2 separate regions of the Homo sapiens genome follow, and region 1 is linked to region 2. The links are chromatin contacts, found by Hi-C or POLR2A ChIA-PET in ENCODE. All regions are on one chromosome and are shown on one strand. Each heading gives the region's core, a stretch centred on a gene start or an enhancer-like site at or near the end of the contact. The rest is flanking DNA. Distances are from core to core; before and after follow the strand shown. Region 1 holds the start of LINC00667 (long intergenic non-protein coding RNA 667). Region 2 holds the start of THOC1 (THO complex subunit 1).

Evidence for each region. A loop is a pair of places that touch in the nucleus more often than their neighbours do. ChIA-PET counts read pairs that join two places held with the same protein, here RNA polymerase II (POLR2A). Pooled maps may share reads with other maps.
Region 1: a map of CD4-positive, alpha-beta memory T cell shows a loop between it and region 2 (20-fold over the local background). The contact joins the promoter of LINC00667 here to the promoter of THOC1 in region 2. A Hi-C loop is called at or near these places in 2 of 168 maps with a recorded cell type or tissue (CD4-positive, alpha-beta memory T cell and naive thymus-derived CD4-positive, alpha-beta T cell) and 9 of 50 pooled maps. POLR2A ChIA-PET finds 5 or more read pairs at or near these places in 1 of 52 experiments (activated B cell).

Annotation. Positions count from the first base shown.
Region 1 is chr18:5,236,516-5,239,650 of GRCh38, reverse strand. LINC00667 (long intergenic non-protein coding RNA 667) reads right to left here and starts at 1,551. Exons shown (of 3, transcript NR_015389.1): 1 at 602-1,551. It overlaps LINC00526 (long intergenic non-protein coding RNA 526), which reads left to right and starts at 1,622. Exons shown (of 1, transcript NR_026849.1): 1 at 1,622-2,927. RefSeq lists an enhancer at 1,036-1,215 and a silencer at 1,436-1,605.
Region 2 is chr18:266,395-269,476 of GRCh38, reverse strand. THOC1 (THO complex subunit 1) reads left to right here and starts at 1,430. Exons shown (of 21, transcript NM_005131.3): 1 at 1,430-1,511. The coding sequence starts at 1,458. RefSeq lists a silencer at 522-701 and an enhancer at 1,092-1,561.

The DNA of each region.
Region 1 (3,135 bases), core at 302-2,801, 5.0 Mb before region 2:
ATTTTTCTCCTTAGAGGGTTTCAAGAAACCCCTTGATTGAGAGGAGGGCACATATCCTCCTCTTACCTTCTTTGTTCCCAAAAGAGACTCAAAGAATTGTGAACCAAACTTTCATAATATAAAGTCTCTAATTACCTGAGAAAACTGCAGCCCAAAAATCTAAAGTGGCTTACCCAAAGTGAGGAAGTTAATACTATTCCTTTTAGTCCAAGAGAATAATGCCAACTGGATACAGCTCAAAGACTGCACCATTCCCATTATTTTTTGCCATTAGTTACGTTTAATTTTAAATATACCATCTTTGGCAGCAAAAATCAAGCTGGGCTTTCCTTCTCCTTTATAAATTGCATATATTTTTAACATATATTAACACTTTAAAACCGTGGGGTGGAAAGTTTAAAATGCCATAAAATAAGAATCATATATGCATTCTTTACACTGTAAAGCATTTTACCAGACATTAGAATCTGCATTCAGAATTCTTTCTCAGAACGTAAGTGTTCTTGAAGACATATATTTTGTCTTACTAATCTGTTTCTTCCAAGCACTACTGTACTAGGCATACGGTAAAGATATACATTCAAGTTTTAAAAGTAAATACTTTTTCCTGGTAGTGGCCAGGGCCTGCGTTCCTCAGACCAAAAGGCGCAAACTGGCATTGCTGTGATTTCAGAAGAGAAGTGAAATGTATAAAACGAAGTAATTCTGGGGAAGGAAAATGTCACAATTTTTCTTCAGTGTTGTCAGGCACACTAACCCGGGAAGCCGTCTCTGGGCCTGAACTATCCAAATTAGTGTCCGAGGAAGTGTGACAAATGCAGGCCCTTCCAAGTTTGACCCTGATTCTCAAAGGTGGCCAAAAGCCGTCTCTAGAAACGGCGGTGGCAGCGGCGTGATTCTGGGAGGTCCATTCAACTTTTAACAGGTCCTGGGCAGTGACCGGGTTGCTGGGCAGTGCAAAGGCATAGAGATTGGCGAGAACAGGCGGCGATCAAGCTTCCCAGCGAGGGTCAAAGTCCAGCAGCTTGGAACTAGTGAGCCGGGCTTGTAGGAGTGAAGCGGCTCGCGCGGGCCCGGCCGGCAGCCGCTCCCCAGACACCGGGGATCCGGCCCGACTGTTTCCTACCCACGACGGCGAAGACCCGCTACAGCGCGTCCACGAAGCCCCAGTACTGAGCCAGGACGGGGCTCTCCCTCTCGATGTAGGCGACTACGAACTGCTCCGCCAGCCGGTGAGGCAGCTAATTAAGAAAGCCACCTTCAGGATGTCTTTCGAGAATCTAGCCTCGAAGAAAGTCATGTAAGAGAACGCCTGCATCAAAAAGTCGGGAGGCCGGGCGGAGTCGCCGTTAAACGTCCAGGGAAAGCCACCAGGTGGGCCGGCGAACGCTCCCGGGCCAGCAGGTAGGCTTTCTCGCACAGCAGCCCCCGCACCCGGTCCGTAAGCTCGTTGTTCTCCCTGCGCCGGGCATGGTTCTAGGTCAGGAGGTCCTACATCATGACAGCCAACGCGTCCATCCTGCGCCTCCCCGCAGGCCTTGCTCCCCGCTCGGTCCCTCCCGGCCGCGGCGCTGCCGGAAGTGCGTGTCGGCGCGGGGGCGGATCCCGGTGGCGGCGAGGGGCGGACTCCGCGGACAAGGCCAGGCCTAGCCTTGAGCTCCGTCGGGCAGGGCCGCCGGGATTGGTGTCCGGCAGAGCGTGAGCCCAGCGGGCTGGAGTCGGCGAGCGGGAGTGAAAGAAGAAAAGCTAGAGAGCGAAGGCAAAGCCCGAGGAGAGAGGGCCGCGGTCGGCGGAGGAATCTGACTGCACGGTTGCGTGCGCTCACTCCCGGAGGGCTCCCTCAGGCGGGCGGCTCCGCTAGTGGCTAAAGGCAAAGCATTCCGGGGCGCGGCGCATGAAGTTGAGCTTCGTCCCTGCTAGCCGCCGCTTTCTCCCCAAAAATACATCCTAGCCTTAATGTTTATGCCTCCATTGCCCCAGTTCTTATCTGTTTTGCTCAATGTCTCATAGCTACAAGAAGGCAATTTCTGACGAAGCCCTCCGTCCCTTCCAAATGGATTATTTTGGCGGGCTTCCACCCGGACAGTATGCCACCCGAATGACTGGACAAGTGCACGGGAGCGGCTGTCATTTGCGGAGTGCGCCTTGCGATCTAGGCGCCTCACAGCGCAAATTATCCAGTAATTTCTCTGAAATCGATGCTGGTTTGTTTTCCCAAGGCAAATCAGCAGCTTATACAGACATTGGGGCCACAAAGCCGGTGGAACAACGGGAGACGGCTTCCTGAGTGTCAGGTCCTCCAAGATGAGCTTAAACTTCGGGTGGTGGGCAGGCTCGGTAGGCGGGAAAGGCCCGTGTCCAGATGAATGCAGTCCATGTTTATATTGATGAAAGACACGTATACCATTTGGTCCAGCTCAACCATTCTTAACAAGTGCTGGCTGTGAGCACTGGTGTGTGTGTGCCTGCGTGCAACCAGCAATGTAAGTGATGACCAGCTGCATGATGCCTTAATTTGAGTGGACAAAGTCGGTCAAGAACCACTTTCAGGCTTCTGGGTCTCCAAGTCTTTGTCTCCCTGTATCCAAACGAGGCATTCCAAGTTTGACAGCATGGAACATTGCATGTCCGAAATACCAACCGTGAAACTGGGTAAAAAGCTTCAGGAGGTGATATTGATGTGTATAGTTTAGGAAATAAAACCCAATACTTACTTCAAAGAACGTAATTTGTGGCTTTTTAGAGAGAAGGATACTTTGACAGTTTTCATTTGTCGTCTACATGTATATGGTACGTTTCATTCTGCCTTTTAATTAATTTGGTATTTTACTATGAAAACTACTTTGTATTAATAAAATAATGTATTTCCAATGTTATAAGTTGTGTTATAACAGTTTCAAAAGCCAAATAAACAAGATGCATTTTGATATCAATTGTTTAAAACGCGTATTTTGAGGAAGAACAAATTCATACTCAAAAAAGTTATCTTTGGGTGGAGTATTGTGGAAAATTTTTACTTTATACATTTCTAGGTTTCTGAAGTGACTGTATTCATTTTATAATTATAGAAACAAGACGTTAAATCCAGAAAACAAAACTTAAGCTTAACCAACTAGAAACTGTCAACCAACTTCT
Region 2 (3,082 bases), core at 181-2,680:
CTTAGGTCCTGTTTATACTTTGGTATCTTATTGCCATGGAGTCAATTCCGTCAGTCCTATCATCTCCGTTTTTTTTTTTGAAACAGAGTTTCACTCTTGTCGCCCAGGCTGGAGTGCAATGGCACGATCTCCGCTCACTGCAACCTCCGCCTGCCGGGTTCAAACCATTCTCCTGCCTCGGCCTCCTGAGTAGCTGGGATTACAGGTGCGTGCCACCACGCCCGGCTAATTTTTGTATTTTTAGTAGAGACAGCGTTTCACCATGTTTGCCATACCTCAGGTGATCCACTCCTGACCTCAGGTGACCCACCTGCTTCGGCGTCCCAAAGTGCTGGGATTACAGGCGTAAGCCACCGCGCCTGGCCTCTATTTTAACTTTATGGCCAGTCAGCTATCTCCTCTAAATCACAAAAGGGAGAGGGTATAACCAGGTCCGTCTGACCTCCCATCCCGTTATGACTGGGAACTCAGTTGTTAAGATTTTGCTGGTGTCCCCTTGGCCTCACGGGGGTCTGTTCAGTTGTTGGGGGGCTTAGGATTTTAAATTTACAGACTTCGAAGAAGGGAACAAGATACACGTGTGAGGGAATAAGAGGAAGTTACCCGAGTCTGAGTCAGTGCTTCCTTCTCCACCGTGTAACTCCAACTTAGAGTTACTGCCACTCGGCTTCTATCGGCCACGTCTCTCCTGGGAAGGCAGGCAAGGGACGAAATGGAGGGAGACAAGGTTTTCGCTAGGGAAGCCTCGGCCCAGGACGCAGCGCCACCCGTTTTCCAATCAGCGCCGGGCACTGCATTCCTCCTAGGTCTCTTTCTTTCAGTAGAGACCTTTTAATAATAAATACTACTTACATTGCTTTACAGTTCACACTTGCGGTCATTATTTCAGTGGAGCTTTTCAACAGCTCTGTGAGACAGGTATTATTTCTATTTCGGAGCAGAGAGAACAGCGCCCTTGAGCCACAGGGCTCATACATCCGGAGCCTATCACCACTCCGCATCTTAAGCTCCCGGGATGACCGCGGACTGGCGGCCCAGGACCACTGCTCCAGCTGTTTCCCCAGGTAATCCACCTGCCTTGGGTTACCTTTTAGCGCGGCCCAGTTAGCCGCAACCAGCCACCATTTACCCGCTTTCCCCAAACCAGGAAAACCACAGAAACGCATGTGCGCGGCCAGTCTCTTCCACGCCCGGGAACGCAGAGCTTACAGACCAAGGCCGCCCAAGTCCCCTCACCCCAAAGGCTACCCAAGAACCCCGAGTAGGCTGTTTGGCTGACTCAGGCGCCCAACGCCCACCCGAACTGAGTCGCTAGGGAAACTCCCAACTGCCAGCTCGCCCGACCGGTGTTCACAGGCCACTCTAGCCGGGCTCAGAGAGACCGCAGTCTCGTTGCTCCTGGCTTGACGTCATCGGCAGGCGCCGCAGCGCAGTGGCGGGCACGCGCAGCCGAGAAGATGTCTCCGACGCCGCCGCTCTTCAGTTTGCCCGAAGCGCGGACGCGGTTTACGGTGAGCTGTAGAGGGGAGGGTGCAGGCCTGACCCGGCGCTATGCTTTGTCCTCTTCTCCCTGAAATTACTCGAATTTTGCCCTGGGGTAAAGTGAGACAGAGGTGTGTCCGCCTCAGCGTCCGCTCCGGGCCCCGTCGGAGGTTGAGGGGTAGGGAAAGACGCACTACCCGCCTCTTCTTTGTGGGCTGGGCCGTCCGCCTCCGCCCACCCTCCAGCGGGTCCCCGGACTGCGTGCTGGGCGCCTCGGCTCCCCGCTTGGAGTGCCCACCTGCAGACTACTGCTGGTTGGGTCCATCCTCTCAGCTCGTTTAGTGGGGCAGGTGTCTCGAGAAGGGGAAGGGGAGCTGCTGAAGGGGGAGGGTGGGAGTGGTTTCAGTCCAAAGACCTGGCTCCCGCCCTAGCCTTCTGAGCTACCAAGTGCTTGTTCCCGCCGTCTCTTCACCACCCCTTAACCCACCGTGTCTAACTCCTAAGCGATCGATGAGATCCTAAGCGGGAAAAGGCAGATAGATCACCTTGGGAAGGGTAACCAGATGCTATTTTATTCTTGCTCAATGTGGAAGGGTGGTTTTGAGCATTTGGGAAACACTTGACAGATCACTTTCTCATTTAACTATTAGAGTAACACTGTGAAGTAGGCTAAGTTGGTTATTCCTGGTACATGAGGTAGAAGCTGACACCCCCCAAAAAGTTGTGACTTCAGTGGTTTTTCTGACTTTAGACACTCTGTTCTTTTTATGTTGCTCGTCACAGCAACGTAAGTATGAAGAACACTTTTAAGTTGCCTGACTCTATTCGTCTCTAGCATTTGCACCAACATTTCTCAGATATTCGGCTGTGTTTTGGTAGTTATAGGGATGCCAGGATGAAAATTGTGTGAAAGAAAAATTCATCCTTTGTAGTAAGTAGTTTTCTTGTTTGCAGGGTTATATATATATATATATACATATATATACGTATACGTATAATATATATATACACACACACACAGTGTGAGGTTTTTTTTAAATGGATTATATTTTGTGTATGTCATCATAATCATTTTCTTTGTGTGCGTTTTGCTGCAATCTCTGGTGCTTTGAAAGCCTGCTAAGAGTAACTGTTAGGACTATCCAAGATCATATTGGCGGCCGGGCGCAGTGGCTCACGCCTGTAAATGCAGTACTTCGGGAGGCCGAGGCGGGCGGATCACCTGAGGTCAAGAGTTCAAGGCCAGCCTGGCCAACATGGCAAAGCCCCGTCTCTACTAAAAATACGAAAATTAGCCAGGCGTGGTGGTGGGCGCTGTAATCCCATCTACTTGGGAGGCTGAGGCAGGAGAATCGCTTGAACCCGGACAGCGGAGGTTGCAGTGAGCCAAGATCATGCCAGTGCACAACACCTGGGCAACAGAGGGAGACTCCATCTCAAAAAAAAAAAAAAAAATCATACTAGCCCTGAAAAGGACCATGAAATTGGAGATCATCTAGTTCAGTGTTTCTCAAGCTTCTTGTGAAATGCAGATTCTTGTTCAGTAAGTGTGGAAGGGAGCCTGAGATTTTGCATTTCTACCAGCTTCCTAGGTGATGCC